Linked DNA regions of Homo sapiens: regions 2, 3, 4, 5 and 6 are each linked to region 1. A link is an interaction called in ENCODE POLR2A ChIA-PET data of the cell type or tissue named here. Cell type or tissue: MCF 10A. All regions are shown on one strand. Region 1 overlaps MCC (MCC regulator of Wnt signaling pathway). Region 2 overlaps MCC (MCC regulator of Wnt signaling pathway). Region 3 overlaps MCC (MCC regulator of Wnt signaling pathway). Region 4 overlaps MCC (MCC regulator of Wnt signaling pathway). Region 5 holds the start of LOC124901045 (a long non-coding RNA gene). Region 6 overlaps MCC (MCC regulator of Wnt signaling pathway).

Region 1 (4,000 bases):
TAGAAGAGTGACTTGACATATTCTCAACCCTGTTTTTCATCAACAATGCCTGCTCACTGCCAAGTTTAGATGTGACTTTAAATTGCACCCAATCCGGCAAAATAATATTTCACTGCTGGCTACCAGTAAAGCGCATACAATTTTCCCTTTCAGAACTTCTGAGCCACCAAGCCAGGAAATCTTTTGGTGACCACTCCCCTTCCCATTTGTAGAGAGAAGCCAATACTCAGGACCAGGGGCTGGACTTGGGGAATACAAGGGTTCCTGCATTTCAGCCAGGGCTCCCTCTTGCCCCACCGGGAAACTACCCAGGGGCCTGAACCTGCAAGAGGTAGACAGGCACTGTGAGCTGGGCCAGTTGCCCCGCTTGTGCTCCTACCTTGACATGTGCTCTGGTCCTCCTTGCCCAAGAGGTGTGGGGATGGGTGTGGTGGAGGCACAGTCCGGGGTTGGTCTCGCCTGCCGCACGCCTGTTCAGTAGCCTTTTAATGAACTCAGTGACTCAGCGCTGTCCCTCCCCCACCGGCCTCGGATCTCATTCCTCTCAATCGCACTGATGCCCATGTGACAGCACGTTGTCTCCACCGAGACTAATCCCTTATCAATAAGAGCTTTCAGCACGGCCCAGACCAGATTACTCTGTCTCACAACCACTTTGCTGACCTGCCCGGGGGGCCACCGAATACTCCCCGAGCGCATACTATTTACAGAAGAGTCAAGATAAGCCGGATCACTTGGCGTGATTATTTCGCTTCCAAAGTTTGTGGCTTTAACAAAGCAAACCCACATTCAACCACTCAACCAGGCGCCGTGCAAGCCACCAGAATGAAAAAAAACAACGCTGGATCTTACACACATGCAGTAATCAAAATATTACAAATAAAGGCTACATGTGAAATGATAGGTTAAGATGCGCTCTAGACACCAGATGTATGGAGTTTGCTATTAGATTTCTTTGCCATAGATCCAGCGCAAGGCAACATGGCATTTCATTGTCAGATTAATGTGGACATAATAATTTATAAGAAGGCTTTAAAAAAAGTCACCAAGATTGGTCCTTAACTTTGCCCATTCAGATTCTTAAGAGCAAACCAAATTTGAGGAGAGATGCCGGACGCCAAACTGAGTACAGGCTCAATATCCCCTATTTTCCGTCCTTCCTTTTCCGGCAATTTTTATCCCACTCATCTCTATCCACAGCCTTTCTGGGCAGCTGAGATGAATAAGAGGAATGAGTATAAAGCCTACAAACACGGTCAAGGAGATGACTGGGAGTAACTACATCTGTGCCTAGAGAATGGTCTTGACGGTTTGCAAGAACCGTTTCATCAGCATTATGGGCAAGAACAAGAAGGCCAAGGCATACTTAAAATCATCACAAAGCCTCTTTCTAGCACTAAATGTGAAGTAATGAAGCCATCACACAGCAGATGAAGGCCTTTGCACACAAAGCTCTCTTCCTCAGAAAAGCTCTATTGATTGATCTTGAAATACAGATTTTTAGTTCTAAAACTGTGTGGATAGCTAGTTAAAATTCACTCTCTTTCCCTCCGAAATGCATTAAAATTCTAAAACATGCACCAAATTCTAAAAATTAAGAATTCTAAAATTCTAAAATATACACCAAATAAAATTTATTTTTAGTATTAAAATACCTGATGCTCATTTCATCAAGTCTCTGTTCTCTCGTCTCTGTTCAACGCAGTTAGGCAGATCTGAGGGTGCTGCGGAGAGTATCTGAGGAGAAATGCCAGGCAGAGAGCGAGCAGGCCCTGAGCTGCAGAGACAATGCTCCAGGCAGAAAACCATGGCTGGCAGGAAACCAGGAGAAATTGTGCAAGCGAAGAGCCATTCCAAAGCTGTTCTCTGTCCCACGGTTATGATCACAGGGGAGGGTAATTGCATCTACTTCTGATCATATTACCTTTTGCCATTTGTCAGATAGCAGACCTCAAATTCAAGGTGGATTAGTCTGGAAAACTAAACAATCAGTTTTGAAGTCTTACTTTTATATCCATCCACTGATCAATGCAAATATGAATAGTACAGAAAACAGTCAAACACCTAATGAAAAGTGGAACCCTGCAGTAACTCCCCCGTATTCAACAGATGACAGGGCTAATGCAGGGAGTTTGGGGCTATGGACTGGTTTTATAGCCAAAGCCACAGATAATTCCATCACCAAAGACTGCTTCCTACTTTTGGTGAAGGAAGCAGGTAATTTACATGCCAGTCTCAGTTTTTTCCTCCTTTCTCTCTCCCTCACCCCCTGCCTTACTGGTATTTTTCTCTATGAGTTCCCTTGATGTATTTTGTGTTGGAGGACCCAGCCTGCAGCTTTCACAGGAAGGGCTGATGCAGTGAGAAGAGCAGGATCTAAGAATCAGAGGAGGTGGGTTTGAGATCTAGAATAAACAGTTAAAGGCCTAGAGGCAAGGAGCTTCACTTTTGAGCCTTAATTTCCTCAGCTTTAATGAGAACACTACCTGCCCTGCTTGCTTACTAAACAGGACTGACCTGGTGGTCAGGTATGGAATGTGGGCTTGTATCATAGAGAAGGTGGACAAAACAGGATGGAGAAAACAAAGTCTGAGCCCCTGCTCTGCCATGTCCCTTGTGGGGCTTCCCTTCCTCTTCTAGGCTGCATTTGTAAAATCTGCTCTGTGTATCTACCAGGGTCAACAGGAAACTTAAGCAATGCATTTGAAGATAAATATTACAAAACTGACGATGCTATCAGAGGGCATGTTCTTACCAGTCTGTCCAAAGACTATGTTTTAAAAGCATGAATAGCTCTAAAGTTGAAAGAAAGTCTTAAAGAGTATTTTTATATTACACTATAGAAAAATATCTTATTTGCTTTAAATAACGGGAATCTAAGTTTCAAGTCAGCAGATTAGAGGTGAGCGGGTAGCGAAACCATGAGGGGTGGCATGGGTAGATAGAGCATTCTCCCAAGTAAGATGACTGAAGCCAGAGCTGATGGGGCTAACAATGACGTTCAGTCAACGCAGTGCATAGACCAGCTTTGGAGGCCAGGGCATTTCTATAGAAGGCTCCTGAAGCCATGCCACAGAGATGGGTCCTTTCCTGTTGCTTCACTGCCTAGCCCCTTTGTGAGCATGGTGAGAAGCCTGAAGGTGGCAGCAAGCACTGTGTGCTGGCATCTGCAGTGAGCAGTGACAGCTACACCACTGGACAACTCAATCCTGCAGGACTGCTCCAAGACTGAAGTTCAGAATGACAGGTCACTACGGCTTGCAGTCATTGACTCCCAACACCTCATTTTACATACAGGAAAACTGAGGCCTGGCAGCAAGGTGGAGGCACTTTCCCAAGAAAGGCAGCATCCAAGCTTTACTGAGTGCCCTGGTCCTCGGATGCCCCACCCAGTGTATACTCACTACCTTGGGATGTTTCCCCCTAACTGGAATCCTATTGTTCACCCATTTGCTCATATGTGTAATATATACCATAGAACCTTAAAAATTATCTTTGACAATTTTCTCCTCTTGGCTTTATAAAAATCTGTCCTTTCCTTATGCAAATTATTTTCCAAATATTTAAATTTTTCGGGCCGGGCCCAGTAGCTCACGCCTATAATCCCAGCACTTTGGGAGGCTGAGGCAGGCCTCCCACTTGAGGCCAGAAGTTCAAGACCAGCCTGGGCAACATAACAAAACCCTATCTCTACTAAAAAAATTAGCCAGGCATGGTGGTTCATGCCTGTAATCCCAGCTACTTGGGATGCTGAGGCACAAGAATCCCTTGAACCTGGGAGGCAGAGATTGCAGTGAGCTAAGATTGCACCACTGCATTCCAGCCTGTGCGACAGAGCGAGACTGTCTCAAAAAAATAAATAAAAATAAAATTTTCAGGCACTTTGAGGAACCCTAGTCTTGAATCATCTTGTACTTAAAAAGTAAGTAAATTAGGTAATTTATTTTGTGAATCCTTCGTAATATTTGTATAACCCCTTACAGTTTTCGTAAGCTTTCCC
Region 2 (4,000 bases), 83 kb before region 1:
GGTTAGAGATTTATGATGCCCTTATGAACTTAGCATGTTGGTATGAACTTAGCATGCTGGTATGAACTTGGCATATGCATGGTCTGGTTGCAGGGAGTTGTGTGTATTGTAACATAAAGCCCGGGGACTGGGTTCAGTTTAGTTGGGGGAAGTGTCTTCACTCCTCAACATAATTCTGCCTGGCTTAAGCTGTACCAACATACAGCTCTCAATGGCTTTGATGTATTTTATTTGGCCTTAGATGCAATCCAGACTACTGATCGCTCCTTCCTTATTAGAGCCTCCTCTGCCCCACTGGCTTCCAGAATACCACTCTCCTCATTTTATTCCTTCATCTTTGGCTGGCTGACTGGTGGATTGGTTTATTACCTCATTCATTCATTCCCACTACTATCTTTAAACACATGTTATGTGCCAGGCCCTGTGATAATCTCTGAAGATATACTAGGAGATGAAACAAACATGCTTCCGCCTAGTGGAATTTAGTGGGAGAATCAGTCAAGCAAATAAATACTATTACATAATTTAAAATGTCAACGTGATAGTAAGATACAAATGGGGCAATGACAGAGTCAACAGTTATCATCTGCAAACACCCTGATGTCTCCCAGCTGCTTTTCTTCAGCCCAGGTCTCTCCTCTTGGTGTTTTATCTGAATGCCTACTGCCTTCTGAAGCACCTCCGCTCAAATACTTCAAGACACTATAAACCCATGGGCAAACAAAACACGATCTCCACCTATCATATAGTTCCTGCCCCAAGCAAAACAAAACTCAAAGCAAAACCACCTGGTCCTACTTCCTATGTGCCCTATTGGCGAATGGCCCTGTTATCCATCTGTTGTACAAACAAACTCTTATGGGGCATACACACCCCCCACCTTCAATCGGTTTCCAATCCTTCAGCAAATCTTGCCAATTTTACATCTTTATTAAATCTCAGCTGCCACCACCCTAATCTGAGCAACAATTTTGCCCATCTAGAGTTCTGCAATAGTTTCCAAGCTAGCCTCCCCAACTCATTCTTCATCTATGGATTCTTTCTCCACACTACAGTGATTGATTCAAAATGCAAATCTGATTATCTCATTCTCTTCCCCCACTATTAAAAAATCTTTCAGTAGCTTCTTGTGGATCTTTGGGTAAAGGCCAAACATGGTCTCTGTCATGGCCTGTAAGACTCTGCATGGCCTAGTTCCTGCCTACCTCTCCAGTCCCCCTCTCACACCTCTGTGTCCTCCATCCATGAGGATCTTCAGTCACCTCCTTAAATGCATTCCTCTCCCTCACTGGATGCTATTCTCTTCCTTGACCTGCTTAATTCCTACTGATCCTCCAGCTCTGAGGTCAAACGCCTTCCTAGAGGAAGCCTTCTTGTAACCCTAGACTGAATCAAATTTCTTTGGATACACTCTCATAGTACTGTGTTCCATAATGTTGTAGCACTTATAGGATTTTAATTAAACCCAAATATGTAATATTTGATTAAAATCCCTCTCCCCAACAAAATTTTAACTTCCAAGAAAAACTCATTATAAAACTCAAGAAAACTGACTATATGCAACTCTTCTTTCTCCTGGTTCTTCTTCCATCTCTCCCATACATGTAAACATGTCTGTCCTAAGATATGCTGCTCCTCCCTCTTTTGACTCCACACCCTTCAACCACAGGGATCACCTTAGCTCAGATAACTTCAAAGCCTCTTCCCTCAACCTCGATCTCTTTCCAAATATCCAGGTAGGCAAGACCAGTAGTTTTGTAACATTTTGACTGCAACCCAGTTAGAACATTCATTTGGCAACTTACTGCCTACAAGGATGCAAGAAACAAATTTCATGAAACAATACTGTCACTTGCTTTCCTATTAGCCTTCATTTAAAAATACTTTTTCATGTAATTTCAAGACCCAACAGTAGGTCACACCCTGCAGTTTAAAATACATCATACCAGATATTTACACATGGATATTTCTCTACAACCTCAAACATAATATGACTATTTCCCAACTCACTTCTCAACACAACTTCCTAAGGAATATATGATCATTCTCTTAGTCACTTAGGAACAACACATTGGAGTCATTTTGGATTCCTCCTTCTTGCCCAATCCAAGTAGTTGTTAAAACCTATTGGGATTCTTCCACTGCAATGTGTTGGCCCCCATCCCATCCCTTCCCTTCCCACCATCATAGTTCAGATATTACTGTAATTTGGAATACTGCAATAGCCTTTTAAACTGGTTCCCTACTTCCAGAATTTTCAAATAGAAGTGACTTATGTTTGAATCACAATTGTATCAGAGCAGAAAGCTTCAGTTCCATTTTGACCAACAAAGTAATGTGTAAGGGACTGAAATACATGTGACTTCATCCACTCAGCAAACCCCTTGAAAAATTAAATTTTAATTCAGGCTGCCTCACATTTCTAAAATTTCTATTACAATCCAGAAACCAAACTCTGGCTTGGTGGCAAGGGCAGGCAGACTCACCCATGTCAGCAGTAACCATGGTAGACTGGTTTTCGGGGATAGAGACAGAGGTCTGGTCTTGGTCCATGCTTCGAGAGTCCTCGTTGACCTCGTGTTGGCTCTGGCTGAGTTCTGATCGCAGTTCTGAGTACTCATCTTCCTCCCTGAGAAAAAAGGAGAATTGGCAACCACTAACAGAGGATATAAGACAACCCCCTAGAGAATATGTCTTTTAAGGACAAGAAAAAGACATTGAGAGAGAAAACAGATTTCTCCCCCAGGCCACAGGGACCAGGATTTCTCCCAGGCGAAATAGATAGTCACATCTATGCTCAGTGAGTGAAGCTGAAAGGTTGCCTCTGTGTCCACAAAACATACCCATGTACCAAACGAGATTCATCTATCAGCCTGCAGAAACTCTTCCCCTTTAAAGATTCCTGAAGAAACTAGATTTCTTCGCCTCCTCAAATTCCGAGGAGAATAAGAACTAAGGCTACTAGCACTGAGGCTGCTGTGAACCAAATAACTAAGAGTCTAGCGCACAGCAACAGCATGCCCTACAATCTGGAGGGGCCCACAGGGGCTTCCTTCTTGAAGGAGGCTGGAGGTTGGAGATGGGGTTAGAGCTATTGGGAAACCAGCACCTCATCTGTGCAGATCAAACTAGACTTTTTTGAAAGGTATATGGATCAGCATGTATAAGAAAGACTAGGCTAACTTCCCAAAGAAAGTAGGTAGAACTAGGGGGTAGGAAGAGAGGATGCAATGAGGAGAAAACAGAACACTGAATGAGAGAACACCATTCAATGGTCTATTTCCTTTAATTTACACTTGCTAACAGGAAGACAACATTTAAACCCCACTGTGTTTTATTTGTATACACACATCTACCTCTTCTCAGCCCTTCAGAGGTCCCTCAACCTCTGGTCTCTTCACTGTACTATTAGCAAGCTGAGAAACTTAGAATTGCAGTGTGTATTTCAGAGCACGTGTACTGTCCCCTTCCCACACCACCACCATCACCACACATACACTGGACACAGGTATGGAGACAGCAAAATGAACCGTCTTTGAAGGATCTATTTTGCAAGTGAACCAGTAGGGGGAACTGTCAGGGGATTTAACTGGGAGTGGAATGCCCACTTGGGTCTGCTCAGCTTCAAGGGCAGGTTGTCTGTGAAGAAAGCTAGGAATCAGAGAAATCTCAGCCTGGCATTCATTTTAAGTTGTCAACAACCAGAGGAGAAGAAAGTCTACAGTGTTGGATTCTGGGTGGACCAAAATGATGAGTGGCGATCATTAGGGTTTAGGGAGGCAAGCGGGAGACACATCTATAAATCAGAGAAATGTGAAGAACAGAAATCTTGGTTCTCTTAAGATATCAAATTTCTCCCAGGAAAGGGATTCAGCTGAGCCCGTGCTTTATAAGGTATTGTTAATAAAACCTACCCAGAAAACTGGGAAAGCTTTATGTAGATATAAAGCCCCATGACATGGAAAATATGAATTAGAGAGTGGTGAAGACAAAAAATACA
Region 3 (4,000 bases), 58 kb before region 1:
AGTCCACAAAAATTACAGGATCTCAAAGGCATTTCTATCAATAAATGAAAGAGCTTCATATTTCTCTGGAACAAACCAAGAACAGAACACTGTTCCTCTCAGACCTGCAGCACATCTACAAACTCTTGCTGTTAGCCTCTGTTCCCAACCTCAGAGTGTGTGCGTGTGTTCATGTTGTATGAACATGTACAGATGTAGTGGACACTCTCATGCAGGTCACCAGTTCCAGATCTTAGTGTGACTGTAGGATAAAATTCTGTCTCTGACCTGGATCTCATCAATGCTGTGACTCCTATGTTCCCATGTTGCTTGTTCCTCCTCTTTTGTTTTCCATATTCCGTCTAGGGCTACAAATTACTGTGAAACATTTCCACTTACACACTCAATGAGCTCTCACTTTCCCTTATTTCTCTACTCCTTCTTTTTTCTTTGATGTCCTTACAGGTCAACAGGCCACTACCACCACCTGGGCTGACAAGAAACTACAAAGTCCAATGAACAATGAAGATGTTCAAGGGTTTATATAGAGAAAGGCACACCATCAATAAAAACCACCAAAAGACCACCCTTCAGCATCCCTACTGACTGATATCAACTGCCTAAAAGATGTAATCCTGGCCAACCAGCAGCCCTCGCTGCTGCTCTGCCTATGGAGTGGCCATTCTTTTGTTTCTCTAATAAACTTGCTTACACACACACACACACACACACACACACACACACACACACACACACAAACACACACACACACACACACAAAAGACCCTGTGGGGCTGCCCAGGATACCAGATGGAGAGGGAGAGCTTGCTCTCTGGTATTGCACCATCCTTCCCCTGCCTCTAACTGAGAAGCCTGCCTGGAGGATACCTGCATGAACAAGAGGCAACATGAAGCCTGGTGATTCAGTCAGATGGAATAGGGCTTGTAGCTAAAGGAAAAAAAGACTCAATGTATATTTGAAGCTCAAGCACTGATTTAGGAGAAGTAACAAGAATATATTAGAGGAAAAAAACCTCCTTTAACTAAGGGCAAAGGTATTTAGTTTACATTCCTATATTTTTCCGTAAGTTTTAAAAAAATAGCATACAATGTAGTACTATAATGTAATACTTCCTCTACACAGATCAGACATTTCTTAAATGAGACTGTGCTGGGTGCTACAGGGGAGGTGATTACAACACATTTTGAAGGTAACTGTGGTCACAGCTTCCAGTGGACTGAAAGAATCCCAGACTTCTCTTCTGGAGAACAAATACCCCTCTGATTCCTGTTTTTGCCATCAAGGCACTGAAGCTGTTGCAGCTGCAATCTTCTCTCCTCTATGTCTTCCTCCCCCAGCTCCCTGACCTGAGTTTATATCCTCTTCACCATTTACCTAAAAATCTTGGCTGGTGCCTTGGTCTCAGACCCTGAAACGCCTCTGTGAACTCTAGGGAGCATGAATGTTAGGCCTTATGATACCAAAGAGAGCTAGGAAAGCCCAAAGAGCTCTCTCTTCAACCCCCAGAGAGGATAAAAACAGAAAAAGAGACACAAGGGGGTGTAAAACAGGGAATTCAAAGTCTCTCTAGCTTCCAACAAGCCAGCTTTAGCTTCCAAAGTCAATTATTCAGTGATAATTTACTTAGCGGCCTCTGGGACCAAAGGCAGTTTCTTCTACTACAACTTGTAAGTTAGAGACTATTTTCTTCTCTCTACTGGACAGAGACACCCCATACAATTTCAGCTGAACAAAATAAAAATTGGTCTCAAATAATATGCTACTGCTTTTTTTTCTGTCATTACAGGTAATTGCATCCAGGGTTCTTCCTCCTCCCAGCCCATATTCAATTTTTGACTGAAGGTACAGTACCACAAAGCCAGAAAGCCTGTGGTTGCAGTGTCTTGCCTGCCATAAATTTCTGGAGGCCATTATCATTAGGAGTCTAGATTTGTCTCACAACTACAGACTTTCAGTTTGAAAGGAAAAGAAAAAAATGATTGACATTGGATATGACGAAATTTTGTTTTTCCCAAATTTCATCTGGTGCTAAATACATACCCGGAGTTTCTTCTTGAGATCTCAGCTTTCCTATCATGATGATGAAGCAAATTAAACATGCATATAAATACTTGTGTCTAGCCACATAAATTGGTGAAATTGCCTATATGCAAAAATGTGTAATAAAAACAAGCAACATCGTCATTTCAACCACTGAGAATAAAATCCTTTAGGCTCATCCCTGCTATGGTGCAATCCAGGGATAAAGCCCTGAGTCAGCCTTGAGACAGTCTGGCCTGAGAACTTGAGCCCCTGTTGGAAAAACCCTGTGCAATGTGGTGATGCTAAGCAGCTTTATGGTTTTGTTAATGTTCTTCACCGGGTTTTATCTTACTCCACCGAGGCCACTGATCTTTAATCATCGCATTAGTGTCAGCTGTCAAACCTAAGAGCATTATGAACTAGGTTCTTGGAAAATGCAATGCCATCATTAATTTGTTAACCCTCTCAACCATCCCGTGAAGGGGGTTAGTACCACTCTCTTTTAAAATATGCTAACAAGAGATGTTACCCTCTCAAGGTCACACAGGATTTGTCACAACTAACACTATTCGGGGTATTTCCACCCTCACTCTAAGTTCTTGCCCAGGTTCGCTCGCTAAGGGGAAAGTGGACCAGCTAAACAAAGAGGCACCAGCACAAAAGGAAATGCCATTAAGGAGCAAAGGAGCTAGAGGAGTTTACCAAAGAGAAGCATAAACGAATAGGAGAGGAATGGAATGAGGCGACCCTAACAAAAATACATGCCGACTACATCTCAGAAAAGTTATCTCAGAAAACAAGAGAAAAAGAAAAAACTCTTTCCATTTCACTTAAGGAAAACTGTGTGTGTTCTCTTCCTGAATGCCAAGAGGTAGAAAATTCAGGAGACTTGTTTTCCAAAGATAAGGAGCTTACGAAGTATTCCACATTACTGCTCACCTATTTTAAAGGGGTTCATAAGCTTGTTTGACATATCTCCTTCTGAAGTACTTAAAAATGCAGTTAATTTAAAATAATTGTTGGTACTAAATAAATAGCAAATATGCTGAAAGCATCAAATCAGGACTATATCTGATCTTAGCCAGTTTCCCACAGGCTCAGTTCCCACTGGGCTGTAGAATGTTGATGCATGTCTGTGCCCGTATTCAATTTGGGAAGATAGGAGTGTGCTGTTTTCAGCCAGTAAGTTTATGGCAATTTATTATACAGCAATAGAAAATTAATACAGAAGCACTTTGTCTTCCCCATCACATTGGTATTGGGCTCTTCCCTTCATATCACTATTTTCAAAACTCTACCTACAGGTGGATGTCATGAGCATAAATAAGACACCTTCTTTTATTCAACCAGTTCCAGTGTCACCATTAATAATTATTCAACAGATGTTGCAGCTCTCTTGGTAATGTCTGTTGAACATAACCACCATTTACATTTTACATTTTAATCATGGCACTATAATATTTAGAGAGCTGGTAAAACTTAATAGAGCCACACAGCGTAAGTTTACACATGAATTTGCTCTTCTACAATCTGGTAAAGCCTCAAACATGAATCTTTTACCAAGGCATATAACACCAAAAGTGCAGCACAGTCATTTCATTGTTCTTATATTTTTCTTGCATAAATTTCATGTTTTTAAAGATATAAGTCTGACTTTTTTTTCATGTTCTCTTTCCTAGGTTCCAGTATATGAACTGGGAAGAAAACTCCAGTGAGAAGAGCAGAGAGTAATTTTTAAATCTATTTTACATAAGAATGCAAATAAGAGAGTCAATAAATGGTTCTATGATGTGACCATTATCATCAAGGGTAAAATCAGTCATCAAAAGCTATTACATGAGGATGGCTTGACCACAGGTAAGTAAAAAAAGAGCTGAATCAATCCTTGACTTAGAGAAAAAATTTTCCATTATCCTCTTACCATCCTCTGTAAAAGCTGTCTTTGTAGGCTTAAATTTTAATAAATACCTTCCTGGT
Region 4 (4,000 bases), 130 kb after region 1:
TCAAACAAACCTGGGTTCACATCTCAGCCTGCTACATGCTCACTTTTTCATGCCAGGCAACCTCTGTAATCCTCAAATTTCTCACGGGTAAATGGGGATCATACCTATATATGCAGCATAAAGTTGTGAGGATTAAGCAAGATAATCTATGCAAAACAAGTGACACAATATGTAGTGTACGGTAAATCCCCAATGAATATTAGCAACACCAAAAGAAATGCAGAGGGAGTTCCTGTCCCTTTGTTGCAGAGGACATGTTGCTATGAGGGTCCAGGTGTTCTTCCTCCCACCCAGGCCTCTAGTTGGGTGAATTGGAAGAAGAGCATCTTATCTCCCACCTGGGCCTAAGAGTAAAGATGGTGAATAAACTATATATATACACACACACACACACACAGAAACATATATCCACACATACATATATACACACATACATATATACATATATGTATACACACATGCATATATACGTATACACACACATATATAAACACAACTGCTGTAGATCTCACAAATGAAAATGCTAATGTCTGCAAGTTCATTCTATACATAACTTTTATAAATCCAGAAAGCCATACAAACTAGTTTCAGAGGATTATCTCTTTCAAAGAAACAGTCCAACAACCAAAAGTAATTAATAATAGATACAATTCTTTATTTAAGGTCTCATACTTCATCAAATAATCTACTGGCATACTTTTTAATGTCCCTTTGCTTTCTCCTCTTGAAATCCATTATACTATCCAACTGCAATGGAACTTCTCTCCTCCCTACCCCATCCACTCACCTCCAGTCCATCCCTTTAGTGTATATAGATCAGCTTAGCCTCTCCTCCAGAAAGCAGGGCTCCCTTCTACTTAGAAGAGGGGCAGGAGAGGAAAACTGAGTGATCTAAAACATAACTGTCCTTGGTGATCATGAAGAAGGGGGCAGCAGTGCAGTCATCTAAGTGACTTTTGCCTCTGTCAAACTAAATTTGGCCTGAATTACATAAGGACAGTTGAGTCCTCATGTAATTAATTGCAGTCTAACTTAGCACATAAACTAACTGAAAGCCTAACTTAGGAGTATAGTTTTGTAACAAATAGCTGAGTCTCAGTCAATCACAGGCAGCCAGCTGATCAGACCATATTCAAATAAGGCAAATGCCAAGCTGTAATCAATCAAGTTTCTGTACCTGACTTTTGTCCTGTCCATAAATGCTGCCGCCCATGTAATGGAGCAGAGCTCTCTGAACCGCTTCTGGTTCTGAGAGCTGAGTGATTCCTGAATCATTCTTTGCTCAGTTAAACTCTGTGAAATTTAATTTGTCTAAACTTATTCTTTTAATACCTCTGCACATACAAAATACAAGAATACATTCCTGTACCTTTTTTCTCCCTCATTCTTAATTCATGACTTTATTTTCAAATACAAAGATGCAAAGATAGAAAACCTTACTACCCCAAAGTAGGAAGTATGTTTCCTATCTCTCCTTTGCCTTTTCTTCAAAAACGCAAAAAGTCATTAAGATGTTAATGCTGAGATAAGTCATTGGAAGAAGGATGGAAAAGAAACTACAAGAAATGATAGACATGGTGCTGCCAAGCAGCTACTCTGTTTTTATAAAATACTTCAGACATAAATGGCATTTGTATTCTGTGACGAAAACCCCTCTTCCCCTCCCCTACACAAAAGGAAAGGCAAAGAAATGCAAAGGAAGTGGTAATTGCCAGGTGTCTAGATATGGGACCACTGCCCTCTAGTGTACTTGAAATTTTTCTAAATCCCTTTATCAGAGATCTTTACCTGAAAGATAGTAGGAAACAGAATAAAACATGAACCTCTGTTGAACTATCCAATAGAATCATTTTAAAAAATACTGTCAATTATTAGGAGAGTGATATGACGGCTTCCTACCACCTCACTATCTGTTGGTGCCAACACTTTCTTCAGGTCCTACACATGGACCTGAACAAGGTTTCAGTCCAACAGATTGCCAAAGGGCAGAAGAAATATTAAAAGTATTTCACAACTAGTGTGGCATACGCACTAGCTAACCAGAACAGATGCCCGGAAGATGCCAGCTGGCAGCAATTCTGCCTCTTCCCTTTGCAGGGCCAGCATTAACCCCTTAGATGCTGAACTGTGGAGAGGTTCTGGGTTCCTGGCAGAGGGACTAGGTAGCCAAGAGAGTAGGGGGTCTGGGACAAAAGCATGTCAATATTTCAACGATCTGTACTGTGGTGTTCTGGCTGAACATTCACTCTGCTAAGAGGATTAGAAGACATCAGAAAAATAAGCCAGTACCGCTGAGCAGAGCAGAAGAGTGACTCAGCGTCCACTAGCAAAGATCTGAAGTAGCTCTTCCTCCCAGCAGCTGTTCCTTCTCTTGCCAATAACCAGGGACATCCTCTAGACCAGGACAGGGGTATAGTAGTGTTAGTAGCGGATGTCAGGAAATCTACCCTACAGTCTTGGTTCTACTACTTTTGTGTGTCCTTAGGTGGATATTTTGATCTGGGCCTCCATATCCCTGTTTTTAAAATAAAAAGGTTAGACTGAAGTTTTTCAAGGATCCTTCTCTCTGTAGGTAGAAATTATTATTTTTTTCATGATCTGCTTTTTTGTTTGTTTTGTTTTGTTTTGTTTTGTTTTGTTTTGTTTTTGAGATGGAGTTTCACTCTATTGCCCAGGCTGGAGTACAGTGGTGCCATCTTGGCTCACTGCAACCTCTGCCTCCTGGGTTCAAGCGATTCTCCTTGCCTCAGCTTCCCGAGTAGCTTCGAGTACAGGCACCCGCCACCACAACCCGGCTAATTTTTGTATTATTAGTAGAGACGGGGTTTCACCATGTTAACCAGGCCGGTCTTGAACTCCTGACCTCAGGTGATCCGCCCACCTCGGCCTCCCAAAGTGTGGGATTACAGGTGTGAGCCACTGCCTCTGACTATGATCTGGTATTTCCAAGTGAATTCTACATACAAGATCATTCAGCATAATTTTTAATGACAATACCACCTTGAGAACTCCTGATGACAACAACGTCATCTTGAGACAGCTCTTAGACTATAAAAAAGTGATCAGTAAATATTTCGAAATCTCCTTGAAAGATCTCATTTCTTTAGAATTTTTTTAGTTTCTATTTCCAAATACTACCCCAAATGTAGCCACTTGTAAGTAACTTTCTTTTTTGATGTTTCCTTTATTTTTTGAGACAATGTCTTGCTATGTTGCCCAGGCTAGGGTGCAGGCATGATCATAGCGCACTGCAGCCTCCAACTTCTGGCCTTAAGCAATCCTCCCACCTCAGCCGCCCAAGCAGTTGGAACTAGAGGTGTGTGCCACCATCCCTGGCTATAAATAAGTATTTTCCTAAGATTTACTTAATTCTTTGAGTTAACTGGCAAGATAATAAAGGTGATTTAAAGAAGGATAGAAGAGGCCAGGGACAGTGACTTACGCCTATAATCCCAGCACTTTGGGAGTCTGAGGTGGGAAGACTGCTTGAGCCCAAGAGGTCAAGACTGCAGTAAGCCAGTGCATTCCAGCATGGGTGACAGAATGAGAACCTGTCTCCAAAAAAAAAAAAAAAAAAAGGAATAGAAGAAACTAGTACATATAAATCCAGTAGAAAAAAATAATGCTGGCATAGGACTGCAAAGTTAGTTACAAAATGGTTGCCGTTTTACTAGGGCCAATAAAATATAACATTTGGGGTTACCTTCCATGCTGGGCAAAAGTAGTTTGTATCTCTACCAAACAAAAGTCATCAGTAACTTACCGATCTTCTGCAAATTAACATCCAAATTTTACAGATTCTAGACTTCAATTAATAGCAAATAGCCAAACAAAGCTACACCTCCTGAAATATCAGCTGATTCTTAGAGGATCTAATACGACTTTGAAAGAGCACCCAGTAATCTTTTTGCTTTATTTCAAAATTTCTGAAAACTCTTCTTAAGAATTTTCAAATCCCTTGACCCTGAAACATCAAGGTAGCAGATCTCAATAAGAGGGA
Region 5 (4,000 bases), 90 kb after region 1:
ATCCCCCCTCTTTCCCATCACCAGGTGTTCCCTCACACACACACACCCCCGCAGGGGCTCCATCCCTGCATTTTTCCCTTCACCATTGGTAGTCTGACATCACCATTATCTGCCTTCCGGCTGCTTTTACACTGTTTTCCTTTTCTTCCTCTTTCCTCTCTTCAGCCATACTCAAGAAACACGGACTACTTATGCTACTTTTGCCCCCATAAATGGCTCAGTGATGGAACCAAGAGGGAAACCCACAGACACCAAGCCTCTAGCTGTAGACACTAAGCACACAGACTTCCTCTTCTTTTCAGCACCCAGTTCTACGGGCTTCTCATCACTTTTCAGGTATTCAAAGCTTTGAGGGATGTGCCCGAAGCATCCCTAAAATCATGAAAAAAGATGGCTTTGGGCATCTTACCGCTCACACATTTGCATAGTGTTTGATGTAGCTTTAATTTCAAAGCTGGTCTCAAACACTCAAGTGGATAGGTTACAGTGGGAGCCCAGGAATTGCAAATGCGCTTGCCTCAAAGACTCAGGAGTCCAGATCCGGGCAGGAAATAAAGTTCTAAAGCGGCTTTGAAGTGCTTTCTCCCCAGACCCCTCCCCAGCGCGGGTCATTCATCTCAGCCTAGGGAAGAGACCACCTTGCCTGAACGTAGCCAAACGCATCGCACGTGGGAGCCAAGTGGGAGATGAAATAATCCAATGCGTCCCCCTCACCACCACCACCCCCACCAAATTAGTTACCGTCGGCTTAAACTCATCGGGAATGTCCGTGTATTTTACCGATCAGGGAAATAAAAGGGTGTATATAAATTAGTGGAAGCGGGTGGGAAGGAACAAGGGATGCAGACTGTCGTGAGTAAAACGCCTCGCGGCTTGGTGAGAGGTTGTTTCTTTTTTAAGCCACTCATTTCAGACTGAAATATCAAGCCAGTTCAGGTCATTTCCTGAGTAGCACTACAAGTTAAAACAAGATCCAGAAAATCTACTAATCTTCAATTGCGCTGCCTCCAGACTGGGAGCACAGGGGGATAGGGTGTAGGGCTGTGGGGAGGTCGAGGGGAGGGGGATTTGTGGAAAAGCAAACGCCCGAGAAACCCTAGCTCCCGACCTCAGCTGTTTCTTACCTCACTCAGCTCGGCCGAGGAGTCGTTTCCATATTTCATGGCAACTCCGGAATTCATGATGCACTTTTCAGAGCTGGGCTCTCAGTCCCCCAGGTCTCGGAGCTTAAGAGTTGGACTTCACAGGCTCAATATCCACTGCTTGGTCCCTTCTGCCACATTTTAGTCTAGACAGCCATTTTCACCCAGGACAGTTGCGAAGCGCAAACGGAGGATGCAGGCACTCTTAAAAAGAGCAGCCGTGGCTCGCGTTTCACGGACGAGCCATTGCTGCAGGAGGCTCGGTGGCGCGGCGCGCTCGCAGCTGCGGCAGCGGCGGAGCCCGCGCGGGGACCCTCCCGCGCGCACCCAGCGCCCCGTTCCGGGGCAGTGCCACCCTGGGCGCCGCCTCGCCACTCCTACGGTGCCTCGCCGCCCCCCATTACCAGGATGGAGGGCACTTCCCAGCACGAGCCGACACCCTAGAGGGCACCGGCGAGCTCCCGAAAAAACTAGGGCGGTGGGGCGAGGAAGATCCGCGCCTCGGATTCCAGAGAAGGAAAGAAAGCTAGAGGGAGCCGGAGCGGAGCTGCACTTCACGCCGAAGTTTCCCCTTCGAATCGTCTGGAGTTGTAAGTGGTTTCTGATTGAACACAGCTGTCTAGCTGCTGGCCACGGGGTGCGCGGAGGAGGCGGGGCTAGAGGGAGAAAAGGGTGGGGGCGAGTAGCCTGGAGGCCGAGCAGAGGAGACCGTGCTGGGAGAGCAGAGCAGGCATCCTTCCAGTTCTCTGCAATAGTAATTAAGGACCCGAGTCCAGGAGGGGGAGTAGAAACAGGAAAAGCCACCTGAATAATCGTGCAGGAAATTAAAAAAAAAAAAAGAAAAGAAAAAGAAAAAAAACTTCCCTCATAGGAGCCGCTTTCCATGATTTAATAAGGTCAAGACAAACCTAAACACTGTACATCAGACAGCACGGTGCACTTCTCACGGAACATTAAGATTTTACAAGGGTGCAGGGCAGTCATTTTCCCTAATCAGTCTAAAGTCAACGCTACGGGTGTAAATTCAATGTCAAACTCCCTCTGTCTGTCACTGGGGCAGAGTACATTTTCTGCATGTCCATAATGAAGATAGAGGCCCCATCCCTTGAAAGATGTCGATAGGCTCCCCAACCCCCATCCCTTGAAAGATGTCAGATAGGCTCCTCAACCCCCATCCCTTGAAAGATGTCAGATAGGCTCCCCAACCCCCAGACCTTCCTTAATTGAGCGGAGGTAGAGTTGTATTTATGGAGTGTGGAGTATGATTCAGAAAAGATTCAAGGGGCTGTTATACCCAGTACACCCCTGGGATCTGAGCTCCCCTTCAACTTTGAGTTCCCGAGGTAAAACATCCTGTGTCTATTGGGAGAGAGATGAGATGGGGGAAGAGGGGAACTAGGATTTTTCTCTCCACAAACTTAAAGTTCCAATGAATTTGAGATGCACAGAAAAATGTTCTGATGCTTCAAAACAGTAGGTCTGCGAGATTGCTTAAGAGACCTCATCAGTCTCTTTCTACACAATGGGGACAAAATGTCTCCATCCCCAATAACAGAACTTGGCATATCCTGAAGCCTTCTGTGAAAAAGCCATTGTATTGTCAACTTCCATGGTCTTTTTAAAAAATCATGTTTATTTTGCTCTTTAAGAAGGGGCAGAGTGCAACTATTTGCATATAACGTTTTACCCATCCCCCTTCTTGTTGAGTTCATTCATTGCCTGATGGAGGTGCTGCTGGGATTAGGAAGAGTTTGCTGCTCTTTCTAGAGCACTGGGTCCCAAGTCCTTGGGCACTGCCAAACTAGAGCACATTCTGCATGGGGAGGAGATGGGAAGCTACATTATTTAATTTATCTTTTCATTGAAATCTGTTGAAAACTGCATGTTTGAAGCTGGAAATGGTGGTATATACATAACTATGAAGAAGATTCAAGCACTGCCCCTGCCCTGAAGGTGTTTATAGACTTGTAAAACATGAACAGAAATGACAATTCTAGATAGAAAATGATACTTGCCATAAACACAGTACAAATGAGGAGCGACTGCAGTTCAGAGGAGGGAAATACGATTTTGGCTGGACAGGGTCTGGAGAGAAGATTCTGTGAAGGAATCTTAGAAGAGGCAGCATGTGAGTTGACCTGTGAAGAATGGCTGAGCCCAGCAGAGATGGGAAGTAAGGGGAAAGCGTTCCAGGCCACTGTGAGAGAAAGTATGGATGGAGACTGGAATGTGCAGAGCGGGCATGGGGATCACAGGCATTCCATTCTGGAGCATAAGCTGGGTGAGAAAGGGGGGTTGGTGTCAGACAGTGAACAGTTTTAAGTGCCATGTTAAAAAAATGGGCCTTCTCAATAGGCAATGGAGAGCCACTAAAGGTTTTTTAGCATAGAAATAATGGAGATCAGAGCTGTGCTTTTAGATATTCCAGTAGATTTAAATCACACTCATGAGTAACTAATATGAACTCAAATAGGCTAGTGTTGAATGTGATTCTGGTGTTTAAAGATACATATTTTTCATACGACTCTACCCCTAAAACCAAGCAGATGACTTCATCTGGTGTTCAACCAAAAGAAAAGTAATCTGTTCCAAAAGTAGAGGAAAAACTAGCAGTGTTGAACTTACTGAGAAGCAGTGTCTGTAGATTCTACTTTATAGACAATATAAGGCATTTTCAAGGGTAATGTTGATTGTATGAGATTTTCTTCATAAACAATGACTTGAATACTTCAATACTTATACTTCACATAAGATTCAACTCCACCACAATCTGGCAGCAGCAGATGTAGTAGGTTGAAAGTGGGAAATGAACATGCCGATTGTACTATCAAGACAGTTCAGCAAGAGGTTAAAAGGGC
Region 6 (4,000 bases), 62 kb after region 1:
CCCACTTTTAAATGGTTAAAAAAATCAAAAGAAGAATATCTTATGATGTAAAAATTATATGAAATTCACATTTCAGTGTCTGTAAATAAAGTTGCACTGGGCCAGGCATGGTGGCTCAGGCCTGTAATCCCAGCACTTTGGGAAGTCGAAGTGGGCAGATCACCTGAGGTTAGGAGTTTGAGACCAGCCTGGCCACATGGTGAAACCCCATCTCTACTAAAAATACAAAAATTAGCCAGGTGTGGTGGCACATGCCTGTAGTCCCAGCTACTTGGGAGGCTGCGGCAGGAGAATCGCTTAACTTGGGAGGCGGAAGTTGCAGTGAGCCAAGATCACGCCACTGCTCTCTAGCCTGGAGGCAGAGCAAGACTGTCTCAAAAAAAAAAGTTGCACTGGAACACAGCTATGTCCATTTTGTTTACATATTGTCTGTGACTTTTATCTTACCATGGGACAGTTGAGTAGTAATGTCAGAGACCATAGGACCTGCAAAGCTTAAAATATTTACTAAGTAGCCCTTAACAGAAAAGTTTTGCCTATCCCTGTGCTCTGGGCCCAAGTCTGCTATGCCTCTGAGTATCCTGAGACCCTTAGAGAATTAGCCCTGCAAACAGGCAGCTGTACTGAGAAGCAACATTCTGTTTGTTTTATCCCAACCCAACCTGGTATCTAACAAATGCTTCTCCTTCTAGTTCAAAGCAAGGCTATGACGTCACAGAATGAACCCCAACCTCAATGTCTGCACTAAGGGAAGGGTAGAGCAGCTTTCTCTATGGGGCCACATTTTCAGTAACTTAGTCCCGTACTTAGAATCTTATACTCCGCCTTCTAATAGGTCTTCACAGCAGCTCTAGAAATCTCAGGCTTCTTTTTTACCACTATATTAGGGTACCTTTGGTTGAACGTTCCCAAAACCCCTTGAGAAAATTTAAGGAAAATATGAACACACCCCCTTTTCATTTGTTGTAAGTACACCGGGGTCTCTGGGAACTGGAGGGCTACACAGAGGAACTTGAGCATATCTCTTGATTTTTTTCCCTTCTCCACGCACCCAACTCCATCATGCTTCCCTCACTGCAGGCCAACCCCTCTAGTTCATACGTCACCAGGATTTACACCTCCCCTGCTTCAGAGACAGACTAGGAGTAGAATCATACCCCGTTTCCAAATGCCCGGGAGACAGGTCAAATTCACACGTCTAAGTGTAACAGTGTAAATGGAATGCAGGGCAATCCCTAGAAAATGAGAAGGGAGAGATCTGAATAGACAATACCTTAAATATCCACTCTGCCTGCCATAATATAGGTAGGGAAAACAAGCCATTTAAATTTAGGAAGAGAGACAGTAAGTCTCCTTCCAAAGACAAGGCTAATAAGACCCTCACAGTATGGGGCAGTCTCAGGCATTTGAATTTCAACTTTCATTAAAATCCTAGGTCTTATGCCAAATGCTAGGAAAAACTGTTGTTCTTTTTATAGTTCCCCTAAAAAATAACTATATTATTTTGGTCCTGGCTGGAGTCAACCTCTACCTTCAATCTACATTTCTTTTGTGCTTGCTTCCCCTTCACCCCTTCTACACACACACACACACACACACACAAAACCATTATCACCAGCAATTCTGAAAAAACCTATACAGGAAAAAATTCAGACTAGATATTCACTCCCCCAAAGTGGGACTCTTGTTTACCCAGCAACGATCAATGATGCCACTTACAAACACATTACACAACCCCACAGGGCTTCTTACACATACAGCCAGAGTCAGTCCTTGGGAGTTGGCAGTTCTTGGGAAATTCCCAATATCTCACATAGGGCTTTATTTGTATTTATCTGGGAGAGGGATGGGCAGAAGATGGGATAGCACTACTCCCTTACTTTTTTTCTTTTGAGATGAGGTGTCGCTCTGTCACCCAGTCTAGAATGCAGTGATGGGGAGAACTCCTACGCTCAACTAATCCTCCAGCCTCAGCCTCAGAGTAACTGGGATTATAGGCGTGAGCCACCACATCCCAGCCACTTCCTTACATTTAAAGGCACCTCAGCACTTACAAAGCTTTTTTGCACACCTTGTTGTATACAAAGTGATCTTCAACATCCCAGCAAGGGAACTACCTCCCTCCATATGGACAAAAAAACAAAACAAAACAAAAAAAAAACCTAACAAAAAAACCTATAAAAGATTAGGTATCAGGCTCAAGGGAACACAATGGGTCATAAAATCAGGGATCCAGGTCACATTTCAAGCCTAGGGTATTTATGGTTTTGTTTCATTTTCTTGTTAAAATAAGAGCCTAAGTTACTGACCAGTTAGCATGTGGCCTCGGGCAAATAATAAATTGGGTCAGAGAATCATGCACAGACATGACTTGGCCAACAGTTGGCTAATTATGACAATTTAGCAATGATTGCATTATTAAACTATTTCAGCAGAACAGGTTTCACACTCCCCTGTATCCCAGGGCACGTTCTCTGCAGCTCTTTCCTTCCTATCGTCCCTGTAGCAGGCCCTCAGTGCTCAACCCTCTGCTCCCTTTCTTTAAAGGCTGCCCTGGAAATCCTCATCAGCTCTCATAGAGGCAACCACTGGCACACCAAAAGTGACTTCCCAAGAGACTCTTGGGTCTGGCAATTCACTCCTCTGCTACTATTAACCCAAATGTAATTATGTTTAAATTTTATCCCCTCACCCCTAGAACTCATCTTCTCTTCAGTGAGGTATGTTGTAAAACCTTCACGTTTATATAAAATCCACCCATCAGTGTTCATATACATTATCTCATCTTCACGGTAACTCTGGGAAGTAAAGAGGGCAGCACTATCATTCCCATTTAATAGGTGAAGCATGCCACTCAACCTCTGAGCTTATTCTGTCAGGGGCAACATTCCTCAGCCACCTGATGGCCAAACCAAAATCCAGCAACATACTGAGATATGCTACAGCATGATGAGCCATGAAAACATGCCAAGTGAAAGAAGCCATTCACAAAACCATATCCTGTACAATTTCCAGAACAGGCACATCTACAGTGACGAAGCAGATAAGGGAGGCAACGGGAGGCAGGGGTGACTGCTAATAGCCTTTCTTTTGGGAGTAATGAAAATGTTTTAAACGTAGTAATGGTTGCACAGTCCTGGGAATATACTAAAAACCACGGAATTGTATACCTTAAATGGATAAGTTGTATGGTATATGAATTACATTTCAAAGCTATTAAACCTAACTTCTGTATTTATATGTCTTATAAAAAAGGTATGTCTGCTAAAACATGATCTTAAATTAGAATGAAATAAAGTGGAATGGAAGATGGATAAAAACCCAAACCAGCTATATCTTCAACTCCTTTCTGTTCCCTTCCTTCAAAATGTCTCTCTCACTTAGCAAATTCTGTCACTATTGTAGCCAACGAATCTTCTATCTTAATCCAGGCCTCAACTCTACAAACCTGGGTTACTGAAACAACTCCTCCCTGATTACCACATCTCTAGTCTCTTCCCTATCCCAACAATCCTAAAGACGTCCGAAACTCTTCTTCCACAAAGCACCATCTTCCTATACCACTTCCCTGCTAAAACATTAGTACCTAACTCAGCATGGAACTGAGGTCCCTCAAGGGTCCAAATGAACTCTACCTTTTCCCAGTTCATTCTAGCGGTCTCACCTAGTCCTCTGTGACTAACACACGTGCACAGCACCACCACTCCTAGAAATCCTTTCTTCTGCTTACAGAAAGGCCCTTAGGATGTACCACTGTCATCAATTTCCCTTGAACATTCCAGACCATAATGTTTGTCTACCTACCATTAGTAGTCTGACTCACTTGATACTTAGACAACAAGAAAAATTTTGTATCCTGTCTCCCAGTAAGGGTCAAAAGGTAGCTAAGGTAGCTAGATGATACGACATCTTCTGTGCCCTGCCCCTCCATCCACTAGGCCTAGGATACTGCTATATACAAAGCGTCTCTCAATTTAGTGACCATTAAAGAACATGAGCT

Evidence for each region. ChIA-PET counts read pairs that join two places held together with the same protein. Peaks named below come from ENCODE experiments on the same cell type or tissue, not always from the same donor. Only the 100,000 strongest peaks of a DNase experiment are listed, where the experiment ranks them.
Region 2: POLR2A ChIA-PET joins it to region 1 with 14 read pairs; 5 of 35 experiments call an interaction of 5 or more read pairs at or near these places.
Region 3: POLR2A ChIA-PET joins it to region 1 with 48 read pairs; 4 of 35 experiments call an interaction of 5 or more read pairs at or near these places.
Region 4: POLR2A ChIA-PET joins it to region 1 with 11 read pairs; 2 of 35 experiments call an interaction of 5 or more read pairs at or near these places.
Region 5: POLR2A ChIA-PET joins it to region 1 with 10 read pairs; 7 of 35 experiments call an interaction of 5 or more read pairs at or near these places.
Region 6: POLR2A ChIA-PET joins it to region 1 with 16 read pairs; 5 of 35 experiments call an interaction of 5 or more read pairs at or near these places.

Annotation. Positions count from the first base shown.
Region 1 is chr5:113,202,858-113,206,857 of GRCh38, forward strand. All of the region lies in intron 3 of MCC (MCC regulator of Wnt signaling pathway), which reads right to left. Among named protein-coding and RNA genes, the nearest start is that of DCP2, 230 kb to the left of the region's middle. RefSeq lists an enhancer at 354-895. In MCF 10A, no CTCF peak of the experiment used is centred here; DNase peaks (open chromatin) are centred at 464 and 1,824.
Region 2 is chr5:113,120,198-113,124,197 of GRCh38, forward strand. It overlaps MCC (MCC regulator of Wnt signaling pathway), which reads right to left. Exons shown (of 19, transcript NM_001085377.2): 6 at 2,487-2,629. Among named protein-coding and RNA genes, the nearest start is that of DCP2, 150 kb to the left of the region's middle. In MCF 10A, a CTCF peak has its summit at 1,909; a DNase peak (open chromatin) is centred at 2,094.
Region 3 is chr5:113,145,049-113,149,048 of GRCh38, forward strand. All of the region lies in intron 4 of MCC (MCC regulator of Wnt signaling pathway), which reads right to left. Among named protein-coding and RNA genes, the nearest start is that of DCP2, 170 kb to the left of the region's middle. In MCF 10A, no CTCF peak of the experiment used is centred here; DNase peaks (open chromatin) are centred at 873 and 2,253.
Region 4 is chr5:113,329,006-113,333,005 of GRCh38, forward strand. The region is part of intron 3 of MCC (MCC regulator of Wnt signaling pathway); the gene reads right to left. All of the region lies in intron 2 of LOC124901045 (a long non-coding RNA gene), which reads left to right. Among named protein-coding and RNA genes, the nearest start is that of TSSK1B, 100 kb to the right of the region's middle. In MCF 10A, a CTCF peak has its summit at 1,737 (motif pointing left); DNase peaks (open chromatin) are centred at 2,046 and 2,326.
Region 5 is chr5:113,293,205-113,297,204 of GRCh38, forward strand. All of the region lies in intron 3 of MCC (MCC regulator of Wnt signaling pathway), which reads right to left. LOC124901045 (a long non-coding RNA gene) reads left to right here and starts at 1,656. Exons shown (of 3, transcript XR_007058904.1): 1 at 1,656-1,732. RefSeq lists a silencer at 1,433-1,492. In MCF 10A, no CTCF peak of the experiment used is centred here; DNase peaks (open chromatin) are centred at 1,187 and 1,747.
Region 6 is chr5:113,264,662-113,268,661 of GRCh38, forward strand. All of the region lies in intron 3 of MCC (MCC regulator of Wnt signaling pathway), which reads right to left. Among named protein-coding and RNA genes, the nearest start is that of TSSK1B, 170 kb to the right of the region's middle. In MCF 10A, no CTCF peak of the experiment used is centred here; DNase peaks (open chromatin) are centred at 1,780 and 2,370.